Regions from separate parts of the Mus musculus genome. Here region 1 is linked to region 2. Evidence: chromatin loops called from intact Hi-C (ENCODE). Cell type or tissue: left cerebral cortex. All regions are shown on one strand. Each heading gives the region's core, and the rest is flanking DNA. Links, peaks and the distances in the headings are about the cores only.

What was found. Peaks named below come from ENCODE experiments on the same cell type or tissue, not always from the same donor. Only the 100,000 strongest peaks of a DNase experiment are listed, where the experiment ranks them.
Region 1: a loop joins it to region 2, with 2.7 times the contacts of the local background. A loop is called at or near these places in 9 of 42 quality-filtered maps.

The regions. Positions count from the first base shown.
Region 1 is chr19:44,300,946-44,303,862 of GRCm38, forward strand. It overlaps Scd2 (stearoyl-Coenzyme A desaturase 2), which reads left to right. Exons shown (of 6, transcript NM_009128.2): 5 at 267-499; 6 at 2,056-2,917. The coding sequence ends at 2,255. It overlaps Mir5114 (microRNA 5114), which reads left to right and starts at 2,226; the gene lies at 2,226-2,286. In left cerebral cortex, for the core only: a CTCF peak has its summit at 1,475 (motif pointing right); DNase peaks (open chromatin) are centred at 361, 1,054, 1,514 and 2,097; H3K27ac peaks cover 2,195 bases.
Region 2 is chr19:44,362,105-44,365,021 of GRCm38, forward strand. No RefSeq gene overlaps it. Among named protein-coding and RNA genes, the nearest start is that of Scd4, 30 kb to the left of the region's middle. In left cerebral cortex, for the core only: CTCF peaks have their summits at 1,557 (motif pointing right) and 1,759; DNase peaks (open chromatin) are centred at 1,536 and 2,097.

The DNA.
Region 1 (2,917 bases), core at 97-2,596, 61 kb before region 2:
AGAGAGAGAGAGAGAGAGAGACAGACAGACAGACAGACAGACAAAGGCAGCCCAGAAAGCAATAGGGATAACAGGGTCATCTACTGCATCCATCTCCCCCCATCTAAACAGAGAGCTAACAGCACTTGCTCTCAAATCTTCTACCACAGGTTTTGGGCTGGTTCCTTCTGGTCTTTACTCATGGGACAGGGGAGAAATCAGCCCTGCCTGCAAGGAGTGTGAGAGTTCTCTCTCCATGAAGCCTAAAATATGTCATCTCATTGTAGGTACTACAAGCCCGGCCTCCTGCTGATGTGCTTCGTCCTGCCCACGCTGGTGCCCTGGTACTGCTGGGGCGAGACTTTTGTAAACAGCCTGTGCGTTAGCACCTTCTTGCGATACGCCGTGGTGCTCAACGCCACCTGGCTGGTGAACAGTGCCGCCCACCTCTACGGATATCGCCCCTACGACAAGAACATTAGCTCTCGGGAGAACATCTTGGTTTCCATGGGAGCTGTGGGTAAGTCCCCACAGCAGGACCACATCTGGTGACTGGCTTCTTAGAGATTCTTGGCCGGGAGCCAGAGGAATGATGATGATGCGATTTTTGATATTTCCCACTGTGAGACTTGGGGGGGGGGGATGGGGGATGGTAATTTATTAGGGAATTCTTTTGAGAGGCCATAACTTCTTTGGAAAGGGTGAAAATGTGCCTGTGATGGGACCTTTTGAGTTAGTTCTTCCGTTTCCTGATTACCTCTGACAGCTCAGGGCAGGGATCATTAATAGAAAAGCAGAGTCGTCTCCATGAGTGTAAGCTTCATGTGTTGATTTAGCCATGCTGTATAAAAGCTAGAGTTACAATTCATTTCAAGTATGTTCCTGGATAGCATTTTTATCTCTAGAGTGCTTGGGCGTGGCTTATCCATTAGTGACACCTGTAGGTGCACGTTGGCACATGTTCCTCGTCACCCTGCCACCCTCTGCCCACCTATCCTCTGTTTTTCTGATTTCTCCTGTTTTGTGCTGGAGCTCCCCTTCGCACAGGGTTGATCTGGGAGTCCTACCAGATCAGTTGATCGTAATTGTTGGGTCCAAGCTATAAATCCAATCCCAGTTGTCAGGATGCATGCACGCATGCCTCTGCCACCTGTGCCGCCCACATTTTCCTGTTCTTTCAAGTTAGTTTTCCCTATGCAGACCTGTGGTTTCTTTTTCTTACTGATAAGAGCTGTTGGTCAGCCAACGACACTGTTCAGATTGGTGCTTGTATATCTTGGTACAACACTCAATTTAGCCAGTTTGGATGGAGCTAGATATATCTATATATCTATACACACACACACACACACACACACATCTATATATTTTGATGGATATATATATATATATATATACACACACACACATATATATATATATATATATAATTATATATTTAACTTATAAGTACACTGTAACTGTCTTCAGACACACCAGTAGAGGGCATCAGATCCCATTGTGAGCCACCATGTGGTTGCTGGGAATTGAACTCAGGACCTCTGGAACAGCAGTCAGTGCTCTTAACCACTGAGCCATCTCTCCAGCTCCAACTTTGGATATTATTAAAAGTATTTTTCCTGGGTTGTCATGAAGGGTCAGCAGGTAAAAGCACTTACCTGCCAAACCTGAGCAGCCTGAGTTTGATCCCTGAGACCCACCTCGTGGAAGGAGAAAACCGACTCCTGCACGCTGTGGCACTCATTGTGCGTATGCAGAAACTCATACAAATACTAAAAGTACATTTAAAAACTGCTCATGTTCTCTTTATGTTTGAAATAAATTACCTAAACTCTGCAGCACTGAGATCCTCTTAGAGATGGAGTCACTTAGACAAGATGTGTAGGTCCCAGAGTATAAATGGAACTGCAATGCCTTTGGTGGTGTCTGTCTGTTCCGAGTAAATGAAACTGGGTTTAGCCATTCACTCACCTGCAGCCCTGATTCCCCTAAGTCTGAGGAGCCCACTGGGTAAGAGGCGTGGGCAGAGGAGGAAGCACTGAGCCCCCTCTCTGTTCTCCTTGCTTCTATTTGCAGGCGAGGGCTTCCACAACTACCACCACGCCTTCCCCTACGACTACTCTGCCAGTGAGTACCGCTGGCACATCAACTTCACCACGTTCTTCATCGATTGCATGGCTCTCCTGGGCCTGGCTTACGACCGGAAGAGAGTGTCCAGGGCTGCTGTCTTGGCCAGGATTAAGAGAACTGGAGACGGAAGCTGCAAGAGCGGCTGAGTGTGGGGTCTTGCAGTTCCTGTTCCAGAAGCCAGCTTGGCAGAGGCTTACTGTTCTGTTAATTAACTACTGAGTATTGCCACCCAGATGCTAAAATGATGACTGACGTTAACCCATTCTGGTACAGTATTGTAAAACGGACAAAAATCGGAAGTCGACAGCTCTTCCTTCTATGCTAAGCTCATCTTCCCTTCTAGTTTCTTTTCCCGTTGTCTTTTTCTTTGCTTTGTCCCTGATGACCTCGTTTCTCATTGCTTCTCCCAAGCCAGCCGCCGCTCAGCTATAGGTCAGTGTTCACCTTCCAGAGTACACCAACTTCTCAAGGGTCTACAGTAAAGGTTCGTGCCCCACCCCCAACTCTTCTTAAGCTGCTCTGAGTTAGAAATACAAGAAAAATCTTGAGAGATTTCTCCTGTTATTTTTAGCCCAGGCTTTGCCAGATGGAATGAAAAAGAAAATAGTTTTTATTTGGCAGGGAGCCTATAAAAGAGGTAAATCTTAAGGGGCCAAGTTCAACACGCAGGCTATGATTCATCAAAGCCGTGGGAGAGGGGGATCTCTTATGAACAGGCTCAGCTCCGTCTGGCAGAGCTACCGCAGCCTTTCAACATAGCGCGCCTCCTCTCCTAATTCTTAGTAGGTGGCAACTGAGGAACTTCGTG
Region 2 (2,917 bases), core at 121-2,620:
CAGAGACTGAGGGAATGGCCAACCAATAACTGGCCCAACTTGAGACCCATCCTATGGGGAACACCAATCCTAACACTATTAATGACATGCCACTATGCCTGCAGACAGGAACAAGTTGTCCTCTGAGAGGCTATACCCAGCAGCTGACTCAGACTGATACAGACATCCAAAGCCAAACAGTGGATGGAGCTTGCGGACTCTTATGGAAGAATAGGAGGAAGGATTGGGGCCCTGAAGAGGATAGGAACTCCACAAGAAGACCAACAGAGTCAACTAACCTGGACCCTTGGAGCTTAAGAGTAAGTCTGAGCCACCAATCAAGGAACACACACGGGCTGGACCTGGGCCTCCCTCACATACATAGCAGATGTGCAGCTTGGCTTTCATGTGTGTCCTGGACAACTGGAATGTGGGCTATCCCAAAAGCTGTTGCCCGTACGTGGGATTTGTCTTTCTAGCTGGGCTGCCTTGCCTGGCCTCAGGGAGAGAGGAAGTGCCTAGCCTTGCAGAGACTTGAAGTGCCAGGGTGGAGGGAACTTGGGAGGGGGCACCACCTGCTCAGAGGAGAAGGGAAAAGATTGTGGGAGGGGGTGACTGGAAGGGGGGCAGTGAGCAGGATGTAAAGTGAATAAGTAAAGAAATAAAATTAAATTAAAAAGCCGGGTGTGGTGGCACACGCCTTTAATCCCAGCACTGGGGGGGGGGGGGGGGCGGCAGAGGCAGGCAGATTTCTGAGTTCGAGGCCAGCCTGGTCTACAAAGTGAGTTCCAGGACAGCCAGGGCTATATAGAGAAAACCTGTCTCGAAAAAAAAAATTAAATTAAAAGCACCCACCGGACACAGGCAATCCGGGTGCTCAGTACAGCCCAGGATCACGTATAAGGCTTACAGCAGTCTCGAAGGCAGGCAGGTGACTGTCTCCGTTTGCTGTCAGGAACAGGAAACATTAGGAGACATTTTAAATCATCCCACAGCGAGGAAACTGTTAATTCAGGACACAAACCCAGATTTGACTGACGCTGAGGACAGCCAGGTCCTGTCCTGTTTCCCTCCCTAGGATACACTGAAGGGGACAAGGTGGGTCACAAGGCCACTCACTAAATGGGCGTCAGGGAACTGAACAGGCTGCCCTCGGCTTTCCCATTTCTTTGTAAACCACACATCAATATCATCTGGTGAGATTTTAGGAAGATGTGACCAGGTGCCTCCCCACATTTAGGAGTCAGACTTCCTTGGGATGCAATCTGGAAGTCTGTAAGAGAGTTCCCCTGGCGAATGTATGGGGAGCCAATTGGAAGCATCCCATGAACAGGCTGCCGAGAGTGGGAGTGGCTTCCTTCATTGAAAGGGTCAGATGAGGGAAATTCTAAGGAAGGTCCGTGGGCATAAAGCCGGCTAGCTTCCTTCCTCAATCTCCCCCTTCTCCTACTTCCCTGCCTGGTTCCTTCAGTAATGAAGTTTTCCTGTCCCTTGTAGGCAGGACAAGTGACACTTGGAACAGCAGCGCCGCACAATGGAAAGCAACAAACACTACAGCGCTATGCGCATCGCAGGATGGCACTTTAATAGAGCATGGGGCTGCAGGTGCCCACGTGTCCTGCAGGGGGCAGCACGTCCCTACGTGTTTACGTGCTGACCAGGTTGGCCTTCAGGATAGATAAGCCACTTCTGTGCCAGGTCAGAAACCACAAGCTCCGCGTTCTGAAACTAGAATACTAGCAGGCGAAACAAAAAGGAGAAGCCTGCTACAACCAATGTCTGTGCCTTCCTGGGTAGGGTAAAAGTATGGGTTTCCCCGGCCTCTGTGACTTTAAAAACAAATATTTGGGCTGAAGAGATGGCTCAGCAGTTAATAGTATCTGCTGCACTTGCAGAGGTCCCGGACGGATGCCCAGAATCTCGGTGCCGCTCACAACCATCTGAAGCCTCAGTACTAGGGATCTGATATCCTTACGTGTAGGCAAAACACTCATATTGATAAAATAAATAATTAGCAACAACAAAGATCACATCGACAGTTGCGCCTCCTCTCAGGCACATCTTGGGAACAGTTATATTTGTGCTACACGTGAGTCAGGCGTCCTGATGACATATGGGTTGTGTCACTGTGTCTTCTAATTATACACCATTTGCCTTGACTTCTGGCACAGTCACCCTGCTCCTGTCTGCTTTGCACTCCACCCCCTCGTTTCACACAGACACACTTTTTTTCAAAAGTTGTCTGATATTTAGGTAGACACAGCTCTTCCAGTGCCATGTTGAATAACGGAACTAAATTGATGCAGCTAGAAATAATATTGCTAGCGTACATATTAACACCCCTACCAGATTGCTTTCTCTTCTCTTTTTAAACTTAAATTGCTTTCATTGATATAATGATTGCACTTTATATTTTTGTGATGGTAATGTACACATTGTGTGCTGGTTACGTCAGGATAATTAGCAGACCATCACCTTCAAGCAGTTTTTAAAATTAAGTCATATTTATTTATGTAGGTGTGTATGTGTGTGTGTGTAGGTGTGTATGTGTGTGTGTGTGTGTGCGTGCATGTGCCTCCATATACATGTAGTCAGAGGATAACTTTTAGGAGTCAGTTTGCTCCAGGGATCAAACTCTGCCAGATTTGGTGGCACCCGCTAAGCCCTCATGCCAGCTTGATTTGGTGGCACCCGCTAAGCCCTCATGCCAGCTTGATGGAATGTTATTATTTCTTCATGTTGAATAAATACATTGAAATCCTCCCTTCTCCTTGGTTTTTTTTAAAGATTTATTTATTATTATACATAAGTACACTGTAGCTGTCTTCAGATGCACCAGAAGAGGGCCTCAAATCTCATTGCAGGTGGTTGTGAGCCACCATGTGGTTGCTGGGATTTGAACTCAGGACCTTCAGAAGAACAGTCCCTTCTCCTTGTT